3 separate regions of the Mus musculus genome follow, and regions 2 and 3 are each linked to region 1. A link is a loop called in an ENCODE intact Hi-C map of the cell type or tissue named here. Cell type or tissue: left cerebral cortex. All regions are shown on one strand.

Evidence for each region. A loop is a pair of places that touch in the nucleus more often than their neighbours do. Peaks named below come from ENCODE experiments on the same cell type or tissue, not always from the same donor. Only the 100,000 strongest peaks of a DNase experiment are listed, where the experiment ranks them.
Region 2: a loop joins it to region 1, with 4 times the contacts of the local background. A loop is called at or near these places in 3 of 42 quality-filtered maps.
Region 3: it touches region 1 in a loop (2.4-fold over the local background); 7 of 42 quality-filtered maps call a loop at or near these places.

Annotation. Positions count from the first base shown.
Region 1 is chr7:96,912,315-96,920,314 of GRCm38, forward strand. It overlaps Gm22226 (a small nuclear RNA gene), which reads right to left and starts at 7,788; the gene lies at 7,680-7,788. In left cerebral cortex, CTCF peaks have their summits at 1,896 (motif pointing left) and 3,639 (motif pointing left); DNase peaks (open chromatin) are centred at 1,891 and 3,621.
Region 2 is chr7:96,558,040-96,566,039 of GRCm38, forward strand. The region is part of intron 6 of Tenm4 (teneurin transmembrane protein 4); the gene reads left to right. Among named protein-coding and RNA genes, the nearest start is that of Gm15412, 220 kb to the left of the region's middle. In left cerebral cortex, no CTCF peak of the experiment used is centred here; a DNase peak (open chromatin) is centred at 4,149; H3K27ac peaks cover 599 bases.
Region 3 is chr7:96,791,637-96,799,636 of GRCm38, forward strand. Tenm4 (teneurin transmembrane protein 4) reads left to right here. Exons shown (of 33, transcript NM_001310762.1): 17 at 5,684-5,869. Gm15413 (predicted gene 15413) reads right to left here. Exons shown (of 4, transcript NR_045874.1): 3 at 3,882-4,161; 4 at 1-1,191. Among named protein-coding and RNA genes, the nearest start is that of Gm15413, 5.9 kb to the right of the region's middle. In left cerebral cortex, no CTCF peak of the experiment used is centred here; DNase peaks (open chromatin) are centred at 1,052, 4,902, 5,472 and 5,759; H3K27ac peaks cover 4,565 bases.

The sequences.
Region 1 (8,000 bases):
TTTAATGTGTGTGACACTTCAGATGCCCCGAGTCAGCAGAACCTCCCCTTTCTCCCAGTGGGCAGCTGCGCTAGCCCACACCCCGACACCCCTACCCCATCTACCTTTCCCTCTGCATGTACCACAATGGGCTGCCTGAGCTCTTGGACCACTCAGTCAAGCCCCAGACTTTCGCCTGTCAGTTGTTCACACACAGTCTTCACACCTGGCTGAAATCAACTCAAAACCTTTTGGACACTCTTTCTGCTCTCACAAGATGCCCCCAGTGCGTCCTCTAAAGCTGACCTGAGCTGTTCAAGACGGGGCCACTTCAGGAGTGAGCTCCTCTCCAGGTTAATCAAAACTAAATTTCATCCTCTGTGTGTTCCCAGTGTCCCAAATACGAGTCCAGCGCCTCATCCGTTGAAGGTTGGCCTCTCTTTGACTTCAGGGTCCAGTCCCTCCAGTGGAGAGTCATCAGTCCACAGCTGCCCCGAAGAGCCAGACACTTCTGGCCCTCTCTACACTCCAGTAAAAGTTGCTAGGACAGCTCACCAAGACTCAGTGGGGTTGGCTGTTGAGAATGAACACACAGGGCCTTCGGTCACCTCATTCAGAGAGACTGGTAGAGTCCTGTGTCCTGCCCCAGAGTGAACACGTGATGAGGGTCCGTGGGTTAGAAATGAATGCAGCCAAGATGACAGGACTTCCAGTTAGCAGTGGATGGGGCTCTAGGTACCTTTGCTCACCAGTTTCCCCTGGGTTCTGCCACAGGAAGCACTCATAGATGTCTGTTAGATGAACGGTGCACACATCTCTGATTCTGTAACAGCCCACCCCACCCTCTGCCAGGTCTCTGGACCTCTCCCCACTTTGATTCCTATTCTATAACTGACTGCAAAAGCACACAGGAAGTGCTCCCCACTAAGTGAGTGCTACTCAACTCTGAGGCCAAATGTCTGCCCCAGCCTCCCTGACCAGATACTTCTGGGGACAAGCACTGTCTGGTTTAATGGTGAGATCTCAGCAGAGAGAGTAAGAGTTGCCTCTAGACAAGGTGCTGTCTGCATTAATCCTGATTGAACCCACACCATAGGCAAGAGGTGGGATTGGCAGGTGAGCTGTAGGTTCATGACTTGTGTTTAAGGATGGAATCAGAATGTGAGTCCAGGATTCCCTAGTGCCACATTCTAAGCTATGTTGGTATTAAAGTTAGGGAGCCAAGGAATTTCCCATATGAAGAGACTGAGGAATGAATACCACCTTTCATGTGTCCAGCAGGTCCCCATCAGCAGACACAGGATTGCCTGAGACTGTATTCCACTCCCATACTTGGAGCCAGCCTCATGGGCAGTGACCAGAGCTCCATGACCAGTGCAGCCCCACAGAGCTCCATGCTTAGAAGGGCTCGGCTCTCCCTGAGTTCAGTGTTCTGCTGTCACCATCTTGAATGCCTGTTTCTTCTTCTTTTCAAAGGGGGACTGTCTATTTTCATCTTATCCTGGATTATGCAAACTATGTGACCAGTCATGCCCAGATTGCTTATCCAGCGTTGATAATCTCTCAGAATTCTAGGACATTCTCAAGACCCTGAGACACAGAGGACCCCAGATTCCCAAAAGAGTGGGTATCCAATGGGCAAGAAAATCCTTGCATGTGTTGGCTTAGGACTGACTCGCATCAAGAGAACCCAGGAAACTCACACCTGATGATAAACATTCGAGCTACAATGCCCTTGCACACACAGGCATGTGTCTGAAGCCCATCTCCATGTCCACCCAAGTCTCACTAGATGACCACAATGTATTTATATGAGGACAATGATTCTCTCTCCTCAGAGATGTTTGCCAGTTTTCCTGATCATCCACTAAGTCGCACTCATGATTTCTTCACACTCATAGCGCCACCTGGTGGCCACCTCTCGCACTTTCCCTCCCCCAGCCTGAGCTGCAGAACAGCTGAGTAACACCAGTCTCCTGCCCAGCTCTTTCACTTCCTGGGGTTCGGGAGACCTTCAGACAACATCCCTTGTGACTTACAGCCAACCGTTTAGACTTATTACATCTACACGGCTTCTCTGATTCTCTCCCCCTTAGCTTTCTTTATACTTCTGAGCCAAAAAGAGAAATTCTTACTAATGTGTGAGTAGGCAAGATGTGGCTTCTTATAATAAAAAATGTGACAAAAGCCCTCAAGATGCCTCAGCAGGTAAAGGTACTCACTGCCAAGCCTGGTGACATGAGTTCCATCCCTGTGACCCACACGGTGGAAGGAGAGAATGGACAACTGAAAATTGTCTATTGAACTCCAGCCCAATGTGCATATAAACACATATATACCTATATCTGTATCTGTGTCTGTGTCTGTGTCTGTATCTGTGTCTGTATCTGTATCTATATCTATGTCTATATCTATACACACACACACATGCATACACGTGACATGTGTATACACACAGACAGACTGTTTTAAAAACTAACAAGATGAACTCCTTGAGGATCCAGGCTCCACTCTGGTCTGGATCAAATTACTCTCAGAAGTTGCTTCAAAAAACATTAAAGGCTCGAGAAAGGAAACAGAGGAAAATAAGCTTTGGGGTCCTTTCCTCTTCTTCCATGATGCCTTGCGACCCTCAAGCCACTGTGAAGAGAATCCCTCTATAGTAAATATGATGTCCCCAGCTCTCTCCTGTAGTCATGTACAGGAGCCACTGCTGAGCCTGAGGCTGGAAGAAGGCAGACAATGCAGTGTCCCTGAATTATGTCGCTTGGAGACTTACCCTGAGCACCCTCAAGCTATCAATGCCAACAGTGATAATAAGGAGGAAGAACTTCCTTTGCTTAGGAGCCAAGACAGTAGGCAGGCACACTAGGCACATCTTCTTTGATGCATTTTGCAATTGCATCAAGGCATGTTTCAGAAAGCAGTCTGCCCAGCCTGGGAACCTACAACATGTCAGATGTTTGCTAAGCACTCTAAGTACATCTGCATTTAAACCTGGCCACAGTGCATGCAGAGGGGTGTCATTAATATCTCTAGTCTTCAATTGGAGAAACGGAGGTATATTTAGAAGGATGCGATGCTGGCAAATGGAACGACTGAGACTTGAACCTAAATAATCCGATTTCAGGGGCTAGCATGCTACCGTTAGCTACCTCTTGAGCCTAGAAACAGAAAGGAAACATACAAACACTGATCTAGATCCTGCTAGACAAGGCCAACTGAATAACCACAGTGCATTTATTTAGTCACTTTCCCTGAAGGGCATCTGATGTCAGGTATGGATGATACATAAGTACAGTCTGCCTCTAGTCTGGGAGTAAGAGCTGAACCAGATGGAACTGCACCTAGGTACTGCATGATGGGGTGGAATGCAATGGGACTCAGGTGACAAGAAGCAAGCTCCTGACACCTCTAAGTCAGGAAATGCTTGAACACTGGCTTAGTTGTATCTAAGATTTACCTCTCTGTCCTGCAGATAAATTCTAAACAAATTTATTATACCTAAAGACCCCACTAACTCTAACCCTCAGCTTCACACTGCCTTCCACCTTAGACGAGAGGAATGCTGGCTGCCATGGGTCAGGCAACTTAACAAGTCCAGCATCTCATGGTTCCGGGGTCTACATAGACTGGCCTGATCTGCCATCTAGTGGTTGATATGTGCATTACATAAGGTATGGGTGGCATCCTGCCTTTCTGCCCAGGTATAGAGGGGATGAAACCTAAGATAGAATCCTTAAGTCTGTAAGCAGCATTAAGAAGGTGTCTCCAATGTTTTACTAATGAGGAGACTGAGATGGGACTCTGAGATTTGATTGATATAGTAATAATTTTATCCATCATTTGCCTGGCAGCATGCTAATCTCTTCACGTTGACCTCCTGGAGTCATCTCATGAATACCATAACGACATTTGTTTAGCCTCCCTCATGCCTGCTCTATTTCTGAATTCCATCTTGTAATGTCCTCCTTACTTTGAATGCCATGTATTTATAAGACCTTGAAGTGACACTGCAAACTGTTATACAGTCTGAATCAGGCCGTCCTTCAGAGTGACACTTCCTATGTTCTTGGCCCTCCGTGTATCCTACATGCTCCTTGGGCTTGCATCGGATTTGATTGTTGTAAGCAAGACTGGTGTGTGTGTATGCTCTTCCATATCTGAACAGGTCAGGCATGGTAAGAGTTGGAGGTGTTGGTGCAAGGTAAAATGCTGACCACGGCTTCTCCTCCACCACTTCCTTCTTGGTATGTTTTGTTTGCTTGTTTGTTTTGTTTTGTTTTGTTTTCAAGGTAGGGTTTTTCTGTGTAGCCTTGGCTATCTTGGAACTTTCTTTGTAGACCAGGCTGGCCTCCAACTCATAGAGACCCACCTACCTCTGCTCCCAAGTGTTGGGATTAAAGGCATGCATCACCATTTCCAGCAGGAAGAAGGAATTTTAGTGGAGAAAATGACTCAATAGGACTGGTCAAGTGCTACTCAACTCTGAGGCCAAATGTCTGCCCCAGCCTCCCTGACCAGATACTTCTGGGACAAACACTGTGTGGTTTAATGGTGAGATCTCAGCAGAGAGAGTAAGAGTTGCCTCTAGACAAGGTGCTTTCTGCATTAATCCTGATTGAACCCACACCATAGGCAAGAGATGGGATTGGCAGGTGAGCTGTAGGTTCATGACTTGTGTTTAAGGATGGAATCAGAATGTGAGTCCAGGATTCCCTAGTGCCACATTCTAAGCTATGTTGGTATTAAGGTTGGGGAGCCAAGGAATTTCCCATATGAAGAGACTGAGGAATGAATGCCACCTTTCATGTGTCCAGCAGGTCCCCATCAGCAGACACAGGATCGCCTGAGACTGTATTCTGTTCCTACACTTAGAGCCAGCTGCATGGGCAGTGCAGCCCCACAGAGCTCCCTGCTTAGAAGGGCTCGGCTCTCCCTGAGTTCTGCTGTCACCATCTTGAATGCCTGTTTCTTTTACTCTTTTAAAGGGGGACCCTCTATTTTCATCTTATGCTGGGTTATGCAAGCCATGTTGCCAGGCAGATTGGGGGCACAGACATGGACCTGGAGTCCCTCTGAGCTGACACTGAGTGTGCTTGTTTTCACTGTCAGAAAGCCCACAGCCTCAGCACAAGGGAACTGGGTATCCAGAGTGAGTTTACAGGAGAAGAGACGATTTCACGTGGAAGAATTGGGAGAGGGGTTTTCTAAAAGAGCCAATCTTGGCTTCAGAGGCCCACAGATACACTGCAGTAATATATGCTAGGTAATTTTATTTCAATTTGACACAAGCTAGAGTCATCTAAGAGGGTGGAGCCTTATTTGAGAAAATGTCTCAGGCTGTAGGCAAGCCTTAGGGTGTTTTGTTAATTAGTGATTGATGGTGGAGGGTCAGCCCATTGTTAGTGGTGATACCCCTGGGCTGGTCGTCCTGGTTTCTATAAGAAAGCAGGCTGGGGAAGCCACAAGGTCCAGGCCAGAAGGAGCACTCCTCCATGGCCTCTGCATCAGCTCCTGCCTCCATGTTCCTGCCCTGCTTGAGTTCCTGGCCTGCATTCTTCCATGATGAACTCCCATGGTGTGCAAGTGTGAGCCCTTTCCTCTTCAACTTCTTTGGTGATGGTGTTTCTTCCCAGCAGAGGTAACCCTAATTAGGACACAATGGATGCTTGTCTGACCAGACAGTGGTCTCGAGAATGTAGGGAAGCCCCCTTGTATCTCTCCAGCTTCCTATCCATTGTCCCCAGACGTGGTTTGTACGGTTGCGGGAAGTATCTGTCAGACAGTGATGAAGAATACTCAAGATCTGTGACTAAAACTGAGGGGGATGTTCTTGGGGAAACAAAAAAATATTAGCGTTACAGTAGCACGGCAGGAACTCACAACTCGGAACCCAGAAAGCTGCCAGTGAGCACGTGGTGGTTACACAGCCCCTGGCATCGCAAGCTCCCGTCGGATCCCTAAGTCTTAAGAACTAAACTAAGAAGACCTCAGCCTGATTCTGACTCACCCGGTGACACACATGCAGAACCAATCCAAAAAGCTTTGCAAAGTCTTTGAAAACCAGTTTAGGGGCCACAGTCTACAAAGGGTTGCTCATAACTTGTTGTCTATATTCATCTTGGTGGGTGTACCTACTTCCATGACAGAGCCCTCATCTAACATGAGCAAAAGTCTATGTTCAGTCCTCAGCACTACACAAAAGAATCAAGAACTGGGCCAGGGTGGTGGCATACCAGAGACAGAGGCAGGCAGAGCTCTATGTGTCTAAGTAGCGAGTTCTACATGGTGAAACCCTGTCTAAAGGGGGGAGGGGCAGTGTTAAGTATAAATTAATGAAAATAAAGTCAGTCTTTAAAGACTCCCTAGAATTTAAATAAGACCTAACACTATATTTATATACAACCTTATCCAGAAATCTCAACTTGGCCAGTTCTGAGATGACATCAAGATGGGAATTATCTAAAGTTCTAAAGCAGATTTTACAAACAGGTTCCAAAGGTAAGGACAGAAACTCTTGAAGCAGCTGGTAAGACAGAATACCTGAAAAAAAAAAAAAAAACACATAAGAGATGTAAGGCAGACGCAACTGGAAACACAACAGCTAAAGTAAATGTAACCAGTAGCCACACCCATCCACCCCCAGCCTGGGCCAGGCATAGAAGAATGGAAAGAAAAGGAAAAGAACCAGTGAGCCTAAAACAAACTGATTAAATATTCTTAATCTGTGGTTGATGGGGATGTGCTCAACCAGAGGAAGAGTGATTGTGAGGGCAAACTAGAGCCTTGGGGTTCACTGGGGCCATTTGACGGGTGTGTGTGTGTGAGAGAGAGAGAGAGAGAGAGAGGGAGAGAGAGAGAGAGAGAGAGAGAGAGAACAGCAGGAAACACACCTGATGAGATGAGAGCTAATGACTCCCCAAACCTAAAGAAAACCATGACCTCACGGAGTCAAGAATCTCTACAAACTCCAAACAAGGTACTGGAATCTATGCCCAGACACATTCTAACCCAAGCCATGGAGACCAAAGACGCAGAGATGCAAGGAAGACACAGGGGTTAGGGAGACAGCTCAGGGGGTAAAGTGCTGCACACACAAACACGAGGACCCAAGTTCAGTTCACAGCAGCCCAATAACAGCCAGGTGCAGTGACACACATGCCTGAAAACTTACACTTGAGAGAAACAGAGGGAGTCCCTACATGAGCTCCGGGCTCAATGAGGGACCCTGGCTCAAAAGATGGAAGAAGACACTCAGCATTGACCTCTGGACTCACATGCACAAGCACACACACACATGAACATACACCCACACATGTGCACATATGGGTATGTACACACACATTAAAGAATGTTTTTCAGTTGAAAGAATTCATAGGAAAACACAATGCATGACTTGCAGGGAGACAGTGACTGGAACGGCTGTCGGGACACCTAACGTTTCTAAAGTGCCAAAAGAAAAGAAATGTCAGCTCAGAATTCTGAGTGTAGTGAAAAGAACCTTCAGGAATGGGGATAAAATTAAAGCTGGCAAATGAAGGGAGCCAGGAGAATTGAGCTGCTCGGCCATTCTTCAGTCAATGGGAACGAGGCTAGAAAGAAGCTCGCAACCTTGGGAGAAGAACAGCAGGAATGGGAACGATTTCTAAACAGAATAAACTACCATTTAAATTCTTTCTTCAAAAAAAAAATCTCTTAAAAATCGGGAACGCTTTACGAATTTGAGTGTCATCCCCGTGCAGAGAGGCAGTGCTAATCTTGTCCGTATCCTTCTAATTTTAGTGTATGTGCTGCTGAAGTGGGCACTATTTTTTAAGTTCTTTTGTTGAAAGAGGCAGGGTCAGCACTCTGTGATGGACTTCCAATAAGAGGACAGGGGAGATCTGTGCAGCACACTTGGACACTGCCCTTGAAATAATCAGGTGTTGTTTCCAGACAGAGCAAGGAGGATGTCTGCTTTAAGTCCTGAAGCAATGGCTAAAAAACAAAGACATGATTAAAAAAGACAGAGAGACAGA
Region 2 (8,000 bases), 350 kb before region 1:
GGGAGAATGAGGAGGTTCTGGAGATAAACAGAAATGATGGTCATTACAGTATTGCAAACATACTAACACTGCCGAGCAATGCTCTATAATAGGGCTCATCATTCAGTAATGTTAATCATCATAGTTCAAAACTATAAAATCTGAGGTCTGGGGTGATGGCTCAGTCAGTGAAGTGCTTGCCACATAAGCACAAAAACTTGACTCCATCCTTAGAACCAACATTTGAAAAAAAATGAACAGCCAGGGGCAGTGGCAAGCTTGTGATACCAGTGCTGGGGTCATGGATCCTTGGGTCTTGCTGGATACCCAGTATAGCCTAATTGGCAAATCCAAGACCAACCCTATCCCAAAAAGAAAAAAAAAATTAGGGAGACAGCGCCTCAGGAACCATACCCACAGTTGCCCTCTGGCTTCCACATGCGTGTGTACACACAGATTCATGTGAACCCATAAAAATATGTATGCACATACACATAGAAGATAAAAAATAATTAAAATTGAAAACATAAGATTTCATGCCAATTTTGAGGTGTTGCTAGCTCGTCCATCACTGGGAAAGTCCCTGTTCCGTGGGCCCTGAATTCAGGCAATCTGATCATGCCATTTGCTTAAAGGTCCACCTGAAGGAGCTACTCACTTTCCCTGCGTACGAGGAGGTCAGTCCTCTTCCTCACTCAGGTTCTGAACCTGGGTCTGGAGGGCTGTTATGATCTGATTGAGCGGGAAAGAGAGGGGTTCCCAGAGGAGCCCACTGCAGAGCCACACCTGGAGGCCTGAAGAGGCCTGGGTGGCCTCTCTGCTTTTATCCAAGGCGCCAACTTAGAAAATCACTTAGAAAATAAAATGAAAGAAATTCAGGTCTTCCCTCTGCTCCCCCATGATTATACAGTCTGGCATCAAAGAGGAAATGGTGAGTTAAGCTAATGAGGCACCAAGTCCACAGAACAGGCGGGTATCTCCAGGGCATGTGAAGAGAGCGCTTACCAAGTCGGCTTGCTTCACCCTCCACGCTCCCCGGCCCCAGACTCTTGAGAGTTATTCTTACCAAGATCTAGAAGAAAAACTGTCAGGAAGCTCGAAATGTTCAAAGTGCTGCAATTCAACCTACTGTCCAGAGAGACAGCACCTTCCAGAACAGGGAGTTGAGCCAGGTAACTGGGCTAGAGACTGAACAGTGCCTTCGGAGTTTGTCTCTTATTGGGCAGCTCACCATGTAACTCCTGGACACACTGTAAGCCCCCAAGTTCCCAACGAGGCTGAAAAAGAACAAACCTGGTTTAAGTCAGAGAATTTAGTAATAATGAGTTAGAAGAGACATTTTTGTTTTCATTTTCTAGGCAAGCACATTGATCTGGAGTTCAGTGACATGGTGAAGGGACGGCCACAGCCAAGACTTAAACCCAGGTGTGCCCCTTTCCATCATCATTGTCTTGCTTGGCAACTCCACTCCATGGTGTGCACTGTTTTGTAGAAACATGTGCTCGACTCATAAACTGTGAGGTCTGGGAAATAATTCTGGCTCTATCTAGGACATAAATTTCCTTGTCCATGTTAGAAACTTCCAGAAAAGCAAATGAACTTATAGCCTCTCCAATATGATCTGGATATAAAACAAACAAACAAACAAACAACAACAAAAATCAACCCAGGCCACTCTCAAACTGGGTCAAGCAAGAGAAAAAGTTTAAGAGGAAAGTCCAACTAGAAAGCATCTGAGAAGGCTCCGTGGAGGAGGCGCTGGACTCCAGGCCCTGAGGGTCAGGAGGAATTTAGCAGGTAAAGAAACTGAAAGCAGGGCATTCTGTGTGGACAGCCAGCAAGGGTGTCCCCAGAGGCTGTGCAGAATAGACATTCGAAAGTGTGTTGTACAGGAATCTGGGGATGGAGGGTGGGAAGATGTAAGACTGAGTCCAGCACTGTTCTGTACGATCTGGGGAATGTAGGAACCGTTCTTTCTGCTTCAAATGAGCGAGTTTATTAAGCTTGTAGCAAACAAAAGTAAAAGAACAAACAGCAAGTAGCTTATAGGTAACAAAACCGCATCAAAGCAGATGCTTTTAACATCCAGCAGGGACCAACGGAATGACCTGATTGAGAGAGAGATCAAATGCAGGTAACATCATCAAACTGGGCTTACAACATCCAGCAGCAAACGGCTGGGGAAGAATCGGTCTCGCTGGAGTTCCCATCAGGGAGCTTCTGGCTTCTTATGACAACCACACTTGTTTTCACATTGTAGGATAAACAATAGCAAAGTCTGTTAGGAATTGTTTGCCTTCTACGTGTTCTCAAGGACACCATGTTTTTACATCCTTTGGTCTTTGCTGTTTTTCCCTGTCCTTGTTACAAAGCCAATGAGTACCCTGACCCATGTCAGGATTTGGACGATGCTTGATATAAACAGGCTTGAGTCTGAGACAAGGGAAGACCTTCTTGATACCACAGTCCACTCTTGGCAAGCCCAAACATCTCATGAGAATTCACCGAGATAATGCATATTTCAGATGTCATGCTATTCCTTGGGCACTTGCTATAGCCTAGGAATGGTTTTAAGTACTGAGATTCTGTCAATCATCAAAACTTCTCACTCTTAAGAACATTAAATTTTAATGGGGAGACAGGTTGGGAAATTAAACTGTATACTGTGTGTCAAGATAGTAAGTGCTGTGCGAACAAGTCCCAGGGTGAGGGAGGAGAGTTGTAATTTTAAATATGGTGGCCAGAGAAGGGTTCATAGAGACAGTGAATTGGGGGTTTTGTCATTGATAACAGGAGATGTGAGGTTGTGGAATGAAAACCAGTAGAGGGAAGGACAGCTGCAGGGACCTTAGTGTAGAATGTTAATGGCTTGTTTGAACAGCAACAAAGGGGCCAGTGGGTAGAACAGTGGAGTATGCCAGAGATGGCCTGGAGTGGAAGGTGTGCAGGCTGGCACTAGAACTACTGAGAACTTTGAGGGAGGATGGGCAGGGTCTAACCAGTGCATGAGTAAGATCATTCTGGATGCTGCATTGAGAATAGACTGCAGCAGGCACAGGTTCAAGTGTTATGCTAGGGCAAAAATCCATGCAAGGAAGGATGTGGACTCTGACCAAGCAGGCAAACCTTGTAAGTAGCTGGGGTTGCCTCTGTGAGCAGCTTCCCTGTCCTGTTCTGCTCCTCAGGGATCTCGCTTCACCAAAGACCCCTTACTCTTAGTCCTAGGACCAGCAAGAATTCCCAGGTACTCTAGGGCAAGAGAACCTCTATTTGGTCCTCTAACCACACACCTACTGTGGGACAGTTGCTGGATTCCTTAGCCGCTGTCCCATTCCGTGCTCCCTCTCTCTTCTTTGATCCTGAACCATCATCCCGAGCCTGGCTCTCCATCCTGCTGCTGATCCTCTTGCTTTCTGATCCTGCTGCTTTCCTCCCACCCCTGGCCTTGCATTCTCTTCCCCAGGAGGCATGTGGTACACGCTTATTTTGCTAAAACTCCTCCTTTAGCTACAATTCCAACCCGTCCTCTGTCTGCTCAGCGGCCTCAGACTGCTGTAGCAGCACATGGCAAGGGACTTCTCCTCTACAGCACTCCGCCGTGATCTGGAAGCTGTGGTTTAAAGGCCACGAGCAATTTCTTGGGAGTTCCTTGTTAGAGGACTTTACAAAGTCCTGATCCAGAGCAGGTGCTCCCCACCTCCCTCCCACTTGTAAGCTTGGTTAGAGCTAATCAGGCTGTGCCCTGTTTCTGAACTGGGAAAGGAGAAGGAGATGGGGCGAGTCAGACCTTGCTAAATGAAAATGGATTGCTTTCTTAAAACTTGGTTCAGACCCACTGAGCGTGGAGAGAGGTGCAGCAAACAAGAATTTTGCCTTTAATTTGCGCCAACATGACTTTCAATTCCAGTGGAAGCAACACAGTAACCGAATTCCTTCCCAAGATAGTTGGGAGGCATTTTCCTCCTTGTGTAATAAGCTCTGCTTTGTCCAGGGCAAGTTGGTTCCTTAGCCTGTTTGAACATCATCTCACTCAAGATGAAAGAATAGCCAGTAGTGGGAAGAGAGCCTTCTGCTCAGGAGAGCATAGTTGCAGCCTCAGCATCCAGAGACAATCTGGTTTCAGAACTAGGCTGTCACTAGCCCTTGTGCGATGCCAGACCAGTTACTTCTCTTCTCTGAGCACCAGCTAGTCAAATGGGGACTCGGGTCTCAGTCAGTGGCGTGGCATGGAAGGAGGATCTCAGCCACATAGCAACTGGGGAGTTTTATGCAAATTACTGAAGTTCAGTGAGGCTCGGTTTCCCCGCCTGCAGCTTTGGGATGAGCTCCTATTTCCTAAGGATATAATGAGAGCAGAAAAGAGCTCTCCATGGAGAATATATGGCACTGTTCTCCAGGCAGGGCACGATAACCAACTGTGAAATAAACTCTACGACTTAGGAGCGTTGTTGAAATAATAAATGAACTAGAGAGATGCAGGAGGAAAGACACAGCACAGAGCCAGATGGGTTGACTTCAGAGTTCAGGTTTTTCTAAGTCTAAAGGGCCAGTGAGACGTCTTAGCAGGTAAAAGTGGTTGCCATATTAGCCTGACCACCCAAGCTTGGTTTCTTAAACCCACAGTGGAAGGAGAGACCCAGCTCCTACAAGTTCTTGCCTGACCTCCACGTGTATGTGGTGACACATACACCGTATGGATGCATTCTTGCCCTCACATCACACACATAATAAGATATGATTTTTTAAAGACTTTTAAAAAATGCTCCACACATAACTGGATTCTCCAAATGTTAATTCCCTTACTTTTTAAAGACCCTTTAGTAGAAAAATTCCATGATTCACTTCATGATGGGTTTGATCAAAAACCATTAGCCTACTATCTGGGCAGAGTTTTGGGTTCTGTGATCTATTAGGCTGACTCTAAAATCTCTGAGCTTGTAATATAACACTGGGCCCCCTGGCCTGTGGAACCAGTCTTCCCTTCCTTCTGTGCCTCCGATGTGAATGTGGGAATAGATGACTAATAAGCCTAAGGTGGCCACGAACTGGGAGGGTGGCAAGAAAGGCATCCTCAAACAGGAAATGCTGCCCTGGAGGCTGGATGAGTCACAAGCCACCTGGACCACTCTGCTCGGGCAGAGGACCCTGGGGCACATATTTCAGAATACCACATGTAGCAAGCTAGCATGGCAAGTAGTATCTCCCAAACCCTTACCACAATTAAATTTCACACTAATTGCCCAGGTAGATGGACCACCATGTAGAAACTGCTTTCATTCCTTTGACCTCATTGTGTGGGGGAAACACGGGGTAGACAAAAGGTAAAGGGGGCCCAAGGGGCTCATATGGCCTTGATACATGAAGCTTGATGTGGGCAGGATGACACTTGTTAGCCTTGGGATCTCTGGAGCCAGGTTCAGGGGAAGCCCAGAACAAACCTCCCTAAATGATTTAGAGAAGATGAGGCCCTCCCCCAAACTTCACTCAGTGACAAGGAAGGCCAGCTGTCTCTGATAGGGAAGCAGCCATGCAGAGAAGAAGAGCACCCCCAGCAGTGAGGGGGCTGGGTCTGACTGCTGGCTGGGTGTACTGTTTATCAAATAGCTAGCGTTTGTTATGGCTGGAGCTTTAAGGAGCTAAGAGGTGGGCTAAAGGGAAGCCAGGCTCCCTGATGGTGTGGATAAGGCTGAATCACTGACTTGTATGCAGTGGTTTCTTCTGAAAGTGATAGGAAACCAACTGAAGTTTTACCAGGGAGAAAGAAAAGATCCCACCTGCTTCACACTAGGCTGCATCTAGTGAGACCTTACTCTCAAGATGACAATTGCCTTTGGGTTTGCACAACAAAGCAATCCAGCAGAGAAACCCCACTGGTGTAGCTGGAAGCTGTATTCAGAACGCACTGGCTTGACTCACTGGGGATCTCAGGACCCATCTGCTAAACTTGGACTAGAGGTCAAGTCAGTTACTTGTATATATATCTTCTGCCCCCTTGTATTGATAAAACTGAATTGGTCTGAGTTTTCGAGAGAACAGAGATTCAGGCACAGAGAAGAGCCCATGCCTTGTTCAGGAGGTATACTTTCAGGGCAGTGGGGACAAGATGAAATGAGGCAAAGGTGATACCCAGAAGAAAGGTGATATGCTGCCATGCTAATTAGCACTTCATGGTGAGCTGCAGGGACATTCCTGGCCTCTACTCAGTAGGCCTGCTCACTAGGTCCCTGCCAACTATATAGACAAGCCATGCTTCCAGAGGGAAGGAAGGAAGGGAAAACAGAAAGACAAACAATTGAGGGTAGAAGACCTCAGTGAGCACCAAGAAGGTCAAACTGGCCACATCCTGCAGGTAGATCGTTTCACTCCAGCAGGTGAAGACAACAGGAGAATCAGCAAAGGTGCTGTGTTGGATAGTCTTATATCAACTTAGCATAAACAAGAGCCATCTGAGAGACAGGAACCTCCACTGAGAAAAATGCCTCCAGGAGATAGGGCTTGTGGGCAACCCCATGAGATGGTTTTCTTCAATAATGATTGATGTGGGAGGGCCCAGTTCCCTGTGGGTGGAGCCATCCCTGAGCTGGTGGTCCTGGATGCTTTATGAATGCAGGCTGAGCAAGTCATGAGGAGCAAGCCAGGAAGCAGCATTTATCCATGGCTTCTGCCTCCCACCCTGGCTTCTTTTGATGATGGACTATGATGTGGAAGTATAAGCTGAATTAAACCCTTTCCTCCCTAAGTTTCTTTTGTTCGTGGTGTTCATCATAGCACTAGACAGGTGCATAAACTGCCATCAGCACCATTTGTTCTGCATGGAATCAGAAGTGTTCCCCGAAGGTTCATGTTCTGAATATTTGGCATGAAGACTATGACATGATTTGGGAGGTTCTGTAGCACTGAGGAGTGAAGCGCGACTGAATGAAGTGGTTCACTGCAGGGTGGGTTTTTGAGGTATATCATCTCTACCTACTTCGAGTGATGCTCTCTCTGCTTCCTCCCCACCATGATGTGAATCATTCTGGAAAGTCTTCCTTGTTAAGGGAAACCCAAACCTCTAAAACTATGATCCAAGATAAACCGTTCTGCCCTTAAGTTGTCTGATGGAGGTATTTTGGTCAGAGCAATGCCAAGTAATCATTAATGCACTGGGGTTAACTATTCCCTCTCCCTCCTTCTTCCTGCCCTTCCCTCTCCCTTTTGCTCATAAATTCTACATTGGTTAATAAGGGTGTCCCTAATTCCTGCTATCTATCATGCACATTTACAGTAAGCCAGGCAGTATGGGTGCTTTGTTTCATTTAATTGCCCCATTCAGTTTGTAAAGCCATTTGTTATTAGCATTTTATAAATGGTTAAAATGAGATCTTAAAAGTTTTAATAATTTGCCAGGCAGGAAGTCCCAGGGTTCACGTCTAAGCCAGAGCTGTCTAAATCCAAAGCCTGAGCCACTTACTGTATTGGCTCATGGAGACAGGAATACAAAGTGATTTGAAGGGATGACTACCAATGCTTTTGCAGGTTAAAATGATATGGTTGTACCAGACTTACCTTTCCAGAAAAACATAGTTACCCACACTTAAGCTCAGACTCTGGAGCCACGTTGTCTGGGTTTGAACCCCATCACTTTCTCTACATGCTGGCAAAGTCCCTTCGTTTCTCTATCCCTTCTGTTTTCTTGTCTGTAAACTGGGGATAATGCTGCTCTCTGCTACACAGGAATGCTGTAAGGATTCCGTGAGTAAATAAAGTCATAGCAGGTCACATTATTTGGCACATAGGAGATACTGTGTGGGTATATACTATTATTATTAATTGCACAGCACTTCCTGGATGATAACATGAAGATTTGCAGGATTCTAAGAGGTATCTATGAGGCTCTTCTTTGGGTAGAAGTGCTCACACATCTGGATCGAGGCAGAGATGGGATTCAACTCCAGGTCTCTCTGACTCCACACCCACGCATGGCTGCTCATGGTTCCATCTGGCAGCCAGTCAGCTTGGCTCTCATTCCAGGGATGATT
Region 3 (8,000 bases), 120 kb before region 1:
CTAAGCCGTTCAACAGTTACAGAGTTCACAGGGGTTGGAGATGGGTGTTTAAAAAGCTTATCTCCCAAGAGTATTGAGCCTCTGTTTGAATGTATTTGATGGTAATTTTTTAATATCATGGCCCTGAGATGGGGTTGAGCTAGCAGACATGCGTCTCCTCCAGGAAGTGATTTTAATATCTCTCTATTCATTCAACCAATCTTTATGGGAAAGCCATACCGCGCCATACCTGTGCCAGCGTCAGAGCCCAAATAGATAAAACCTAGGCCCCTCCCTGCTTCTGGAAACTGCTCCCGTGTAGCTTGATACCATTTTGACACAATTGTGCCCAGGCTCTCCATCAGTCCATCCTGTTCACAGTCGTTTATGTCTGAGTTTCTTGTGTGGGCCATTTTCTTCAGTTCTGCAATTTACCCTGTGTGAGCATCTCCCCATTTCAGAAACGAAGAACAGTGGCTGAGAAGAGTTAAGGACTTTTTCCAAGGGTCCACAGCTGGGAAGTTGGGTAGTCACATCCGAAACCAAGCCTGTCCCATTGCTTGTGGATCACAAAAGATTTCTCCTAGACCCTAGGGTCGTCCAAATTCAGACAGAAAGTTTTGGTTCTGATCAAATAAGAGTCCAACAGCCATGAGCAAATGTTCTCTTGCATTGGCTGTGAAGCAAGCATCAGCATTCCCTTTTATCTTTTGACGTTGCTACATTTGCCCTGTCTCGTTTCCTTTTTTATTAAAAGCTAAGTAAATAGTACGTGTTAAATTTGTCATGTTCGGACTATGCCAGCCATAGATTCTACACTAGGGTCTTTACTTTGGGGCATGCCAACTCATTTAACCTGATGGACGTAGGTTACATTGTCTGTGATGCTGGAATGCAACACCTAAGGGAATGGAGAGCAAGGTCTGTCAGGCTTAGCTCTTCAAGCCCACTGTCAGTTTTGCACTTAGGAAATCACCCATGCGAGAGTGAGTCCTGCAACACTCCCTAAAGTGGCTGAAGCTCCCCCACCCCACTCTCATTTAGAAAGAAGAAACTTGAGGCTTAGAAAGGAGCTGTGACCCACTTTCATGACGACCTTTTCTATTATGTAAATGGCATATGAGCTGTCAAAGCCCATTCTAGAGCATTGTCCTGTTTGGTTCTCACCAAGCGCTCTGTGAAGCTTTATCTGCTTTAATGTCAAGGCAGAATCTGAGAAGGAAAAATAAAACAGTTCCTTTTATTTCAAGGGCAAAAATAATAAATAAAAAGTACCGAGTGGGGAATAGAGACTACAGTCTGAAGCCACATGGTAAAGTAGCATCTCGGGTTTCTACTCCCATCATGCACTGAAGGTCCCTTCCACTCGGTCAAACAGGCTTTCCTGTGTTACCATCAGTTAGCACCCCATAAACATCAAGGTCACCCGGTTTGGGCCCCTTCCATTAAAATGTACAAAAGCTTACAACCAAGCTTGTAAAGGGCCATGGAGGGTCCAGCAGGCACCAGGCAGCTTTGGAGGATAGGAGAACATGCTCAGCACAAACCAAGAAGAAGGTGGAATGCTTAGGTGGTCAGAGCAGGGGCATCCTGGGGAAATCCCACTTCATCTCATAGATCCCAGGACTGGACCTGGATATGACAAAGAAAAAAACCCTGGGACCAGAAGTGGGTAGGAGGGGTCCGCTGGATCTCTGAGGAAGGTCTCCCCAGGACATGCATCTTGTTTACTCTGAGGCTCCATTTAAAGAAATGCCTGCTCTGCAGAACTCCATTGTTCCCAAGATGCTAAAATAAGGAAAATGCACGAGATGCCTGTGAGACCTTACCAAGCATCCTCAGACTCTGTAGCTCTCAGAAGCCACATCTCCAAGGACAGTAACAAAATATTCTTACTATATTACTGTAAGAATTAGTGAGAAACCATATGTGAGTGTGCTTTGGAAGGTGTAAAACGTCATAGAAGTGTTAAATCAAATATACCTTTCCCCCACATTACCTCATTTGATCTAATACCAGGCCTGTGAGAGCAGGGAAGTAAGAATTATTACCCCCATTTTACAGAAATGCAAAGTGAGACTCAGCGGGTTATATAATGCAGTGCAGTTTATCCAGTCAGTAAATGGCAAAGCCACAGATAAGTCCAGGGTATGTCTCCTCCTTAGACCCATGGTTTTAATCCATTGTAACTAAGCAAAGAAGTGCAGACATTAATAACAGCTGTATATGAATATATACGGAGCTACATATACTATATGCGTATATTGAATAATCTTCAGAATGCCAACATCAGTTTGTACTCTCTTGGGGCAGGTTTGTATCTTATTGGCCTATATATTTCAGCACTAGGCACAGGGCTCAGGATAAGCAAGGATGGGAGATCACTAGAAGTGAATCATGGGGATTCACTGATGCTGGGATCAGTCACTAAGTCCCCTGTGCCGTGGGCTTTCAGCGTTCCCACCATACAAAGGATGGAAAGAAAGCTCAGAGTAGCCAGAGGAGCAGGTCACCTGGCTGGCAAGCCTGAAGTCTGCAGTCAGCACTGCCTCCAAACTAATTAGTAACAGTCTGAAGTGAAGCCCACATTCTGTATTCATAACTCCTGCATCTGGAGATTGGATCAACTGCAGATTGGAAACGGAAGTTGTATCTATGATGAATACAGATTTTTTTTTGTCATCATTCCCTAGACAATATTGCAAACAACCATAAATACAATTGTTTGGGTATGACACTGAGGTAGAAATGGTTTAAAGTATAGCGGAGGTTAAGAGAGCGTGTTGTGCTCTTTTATACAAGGAACTTGAACATCTATGAATTTTGGTATTCAAAGGGTTAATGGCTCTGGACCCAATCTCCTTTAATACCAAAGATGACCTTACCTGAAGCTAAGACCTGAAGGCCCATAGGCAACTGCAGGGGAAAGCCTTCCTTTTCTTCTCTTGGCCCTTCTGCTGCTCTTTGCCCTGCCGCCTGAAACCCAGCTGCTGCCTTGGCCCCCAGTGCTCATGATCACATCTCAGTGCAAACAGAGGGCTGTTCGCTGTTTACTTTCATACCATCAATTGCCACTTGGAAAAAGTGCTGGGCAAACCCAAACTAAGTCATTCTTCTCTCCCAGAGTGCTCAGCCAGCCTCCAGAGTGACCAGGAAGCACAGCCCTTTGGCTGTGTATAAATAGATGGAAGTGTCAGAGATAGAACCTAACCCAGGACCGGCAGGGTCAGGAGCCTGAAGATTATTGCTCTTTGACTTTAGGAAAGCCCAAGATGTCATCTGAGGGAAATGCTACCCCAGAGGGCTGCTGGATATGTCATACTGAGTTGTATAGTCCCATCTTCTAGAGATGCTAGACAAACAGGCATGCTGGACATTCAGCCAGGCTGAGAGACATATACATCAACTTTCCATGCTCAGGTGCCTGTCACATGGAGCACCTTCATCTATCTATTATTTAGTGAGCATCAATTCAGGAAAAGAGGTGATCAGTGGAAGGAGAGGCAGCCCCAGGTTGCTGCTGACCAAAAAAATCACCTTCTGATGTGGGGTGGGAAGAAGCAAGAGGTTAACCACCAGTGAATTACAAACAACTTCTTAGAGGAGGAGAGGCCTTGAGCCTTGTACCTGCTGGTTGTACTGTGTAGCAGGGAGGGTATCGTAGCATAGAATCTGTCTTAGAGCCCAAAGGGACTTTAGACATTATCAGGTTCCCCCAGAAGTAGATGAGGAAGCCCACACCCAGGGAGAGGAACTAAGTGACCCTGGGGTCCCAAGACCAGTGACTAAGCAGGCCAAGACTTCACAAGCCTGTTTGAATGCCCAGTGGGAAGTGAGCTGCCTTGCCCTCCATCTTGAATTACTTGAGGCCTTCTGTGCTCTGCTCTTCCCTGAGTACTCACCACCATCTACAGAGTAGCAGTAGGCTGTTCTGGAGCAAGGCTTCCTGCTCACATCCTCCAAACCAAAAACTGTAGCTCCGTGGGTCCAAGGGACCATCCTACATAGTCCCACGGTGCAGAGGCCCCTGGATACAGCACAGATCCTGTCTCTGTCTCCAGATGACAACCATTTCTGCCCATCTGCAGCTGCTACCCTGCCTGCCTCTGGACAGCCAAGAGTTGCCATGTGTACTGCATGTAGCCGTGATCTCCATGCTGAGGTGGCAGCTTGGTGAGATATCTGTGTAGGAAAACAAAATAGATAGCAATTCTTACTGTGCTTCTTAAAATGTCCAGCTCTTTGTCTATGATGATGATGATCATCATCATCATCTAGGTTGATAATAAAAGTCAGAACCACTGAGACTCAATTTTTTTTTCTGGTGTGTGTGTGTGTGTGTGTGTGTGTGTGTGTGTACGCTTGTGTGCATGTGTGTGAATGTGTGTACTCTCCCTGTTTTATCACTCTCTACTGTATTCTGTTATAGACAGGATCTCTCACTAAACCCTAAGCTCACCTCTTTGACTAGACTGGCTGCCTGGGCAACTCTGGAACTACAGGCACTTGTAGCCATGCCCAGCTTTAATATGGGTACAGGGGTTCCAAGCTGAGCTTATGTGGCAAGCATTACTGTGCTGTCTCCCAGCCCTTTGCCGTTCCCTTGGCAAAAGTTCCTAGAACGCGAGCAGTTTCTAGACCAGCAGTGCCTCTTAAAAGGGAGAAATGGGTGGAGACAGCTTGACATTGGCTCTACTTTAGCCCAGTTGCAAAGAAATTTAAATTGTTGGAATTTTCACATCCGTTGGAAAACTGTTAGCCATGAGTCAGTCAAGTCTAGGCCTCCATCGGGGCCCTGGAAAACAAGATCCTGGGGTACGTGTGCTGCACAAATTTCCTCAAAAGCAGTTGCAGTTTAGAAATCTTTGGCTCTCCGTTTTCAGTAAGCATGAAGCAGCTGCTGGCTTGGAGCCCAGGGGACTTGTGAATCGTGCCCTGTGTGCTTTGCACCCACACAAACCAGCCTTTGTGAAGGACAAGGCAGCCTCACTCTGGCCATGAGGTAGCCTCCTCCCCCAGCTGTTTACTTTGGAACTAAAAGCTCATTTAGATGGCGGTAGGGGAGAGCATGAAGCTGAAGGACAGAGAATAAACCCAGCATCACAGGATAAACACTGTTGGGGGACAACACCGAAAACCCCGTGAGTTCTCTCTCTGTCTCTCTCTCTCTCTCTGTCTCTCTCTCTCTCTGCCTCTCTCTCTCTTTCTCTCTCCCCTCCCCACATGCTTTCCTGACCAGCTTCCACTGGAGTCAAGGCTGCAGGGAAACGCCATGGGGTCCTTGCCAGGCCCACATGCAACTTCATTTGGCGACAGGGACTCACCCTCGCTTTGTTTTCACACATAACTGGTTTTTAATTAAATCTGACTTTTTCTCACATCTGTTCAGAAGGCCGGTCCCCTTTGGAAGTGGCAAGCACAAAAGCAGGGACAGACTGGCAGTAGGGAAAAGCAAACAGAGTGGAGCTGCACAATCCCCCCTCCCCTGGTGAGGAAGCTCGGGCTGGCAGGCCTCTGCCAAAGGATTGTTCTTCAGGGTCATTGGCTGGGGAGAGTACTCTGCCAAGCCACTGGAATCCCTACCGCTCACAGAGCCTAACTAGGTGGCCAAGTGTGACCCTTGTTCCTAGCAACAACTGGCTTAATAAGCTTTTGTTCTCTCTCCTCCCACCCCCGCCCCTTGGCCCTTCTTTCTTGCCCACAGAGATCTGTGCCGCTGACTGTGGTGGCCATGGCGTCTGCGTAGGAGGCACCTGCCGCTGTGAGGATGGTTGGATGGGGGCCGCATGCGACCAACGGGCCTGCCACCCACGCTGTGCAGAACACGGGACCTGCCGGGACGGCAAGTGCGAATGCAGCCCCGGCTGGAATGGAGAGCACTGCACCATCGGTATGGCGGGCGCACGTCCTGGGGCATTTGGGTTGCTCTCAAGACATTTCCAGGGCAGCCTGGTTCTCCTCCATTGCATGTGGATTGGCACCAAAAGTCCTTTCATCTGATGACATTATGACTGGCTTTTCCTAGACATGAGTTGAGTTTAAATGCACCATCTGTCATTTTCAGCACACGTCCTCCCAGTTTGCATTCCCCAGGTGGCACCTAGCTGGTTAGCAGGTCTTGCTGTTAAGCCGGTCCTGAGCTAAATGCAACACTGCTCTTTGCCCATCGATGAGTCAAAGCGCCATTGCCTCTCTCGGAATCTGTTTCCTCACCTATAGGATGGGGAGGATAGTGAAAGAGTTTGGCACAGAGTGGCACACGGTGGAATGCTCCAAACATGAAGCCATCATTGCATCCCCTGGCTATGTAGCTCCTAGTAGTAGCAGTGGCTCCTGAAGAGGCTTCTAACCTTGGCACAAAGCTCTTCTCCAGGCCGCTTAGGCCACATCTGCATTCCTCTTTCCCTTGCCCCAGGCTTCCATCCTGTCTGCATCTGTCTCCTTTCTCCTCTCTGGGGGCTTCTCCGCACCAGTCCCTGCTGAAGCAGCACCGTTGGCAGCTTTAAAAACAAGCTGATCACTTCTTCCCGTCTCTCTGCCTTTCCTGCTGGCTTTGTTGATTTTAAACACAGCCAGACGTTTCGCTTGGTTTATTATCCTGGAATGAACACTCACCAAAAGCTCTTTATTGAATCAACTGCTTTGTGTACTCGTTTTAACGTCTTCCCTTTCCTATTTTTCTTTCTTTCTTTTTTTTTAAAGAAAGGGTTTGCAATCAGATGGTAAGCACATGGCTTTATAAGGCAGAATTCCAGGTGCCTCTCAGCGTAGAAACTGACCTCTTGGGTCTCACAGAAATGGCAAGAAAAACCCTAGCTTTTGAGAGACAAAGGAGTTTTAAGCAAATGGTGCTATCTTGCATCCGTTCTTTCTGTTTCGCCATTACTTCATGTCGTTGGTCCCTTGCAATATCACCAAGTCAATAAACAGCTATGGAACACATTATATTTATTAACAATAATGGCTCCTAATTTTTGAGTATTTACGATGTGTCAAGCACTGTGCCCAAGGCCTTAACTGCATTATTTTACACTTCTAACAATGCAAAGAGGGATGGATTATTTTCTTTTTTCTCAGAGACCTGAGAGGAAAGGTCATCTAACTTTTTAAAAACAAGAATTAGAAGCTTGATTTTTTCCCCCTTTCCAGCTGTTTGCCCTACAGACCTTACAGATGGTGCCCAGGTGACTACCAGGCATCCAGCTCCGGTCCTGTCCAGATGCCCAGAGCCCGGGCAGTTTGTCTAGTATGGCTCAGAGTCCTCCCACTTTGCTTCAGCCCACATTCCTCACATATCCCCTTCAGATTGGTGATACACAGCGGACTATCTCACTATCATCCCATCTCACTGTATGCTACCTGACAGCTTCTGTATGATGATGTCAGCCTACTTCAGGGCTGCCTTGGAATTCTCTCAGTGAAAAGTGAGGCTAGTTGTCTGAAGGGTCTCTGCTTTCCTCTGTGTTTTCCTCTCAGGGCAGCCTAACCTTTCAGCCTCTACCCAGAAGTCCATTCCCATTCAAAGAAAGGATCGTGCACCAGAGAAATGGCTCACTCAGTAAACCACTTGCCTTGCAAGCCCTAGGACCTGAGTTCAATCCCCAGAGCTGATGTCAAAGCCACGTGTGGTGGCCCAGGCATCTGAAGGCAGAGGCAGGAGGATCTCTGAAGCATAGTGGCTAACCAGTGTAGCCTAACCGGGCAGCTCCATGCCAGTGAGAGACCAGCCCTCACATGAGGCAGATGGTGTTCCTAAGGATAGCACCCAAAGCTTTTCTATGATGTCCATGATGGTTCCCAGGCCTGGCCCTACTGTGTGCAGAATTAAAGGTGTGCACCCCCACACCCTGATCCCCCCCCACACACACACACTTTTAAAGAAACAAACAGTACGAACATAAGGAGAACATATTTTGTTTTCCTTCCCTTACTAATAGAGTTCTGAGTTTGCTTTGCCAAATTCAAAAAAAAAAAAAATGTGCCTCATATAAGGCAAGGCTTCTCACCTATATTAAATGCTA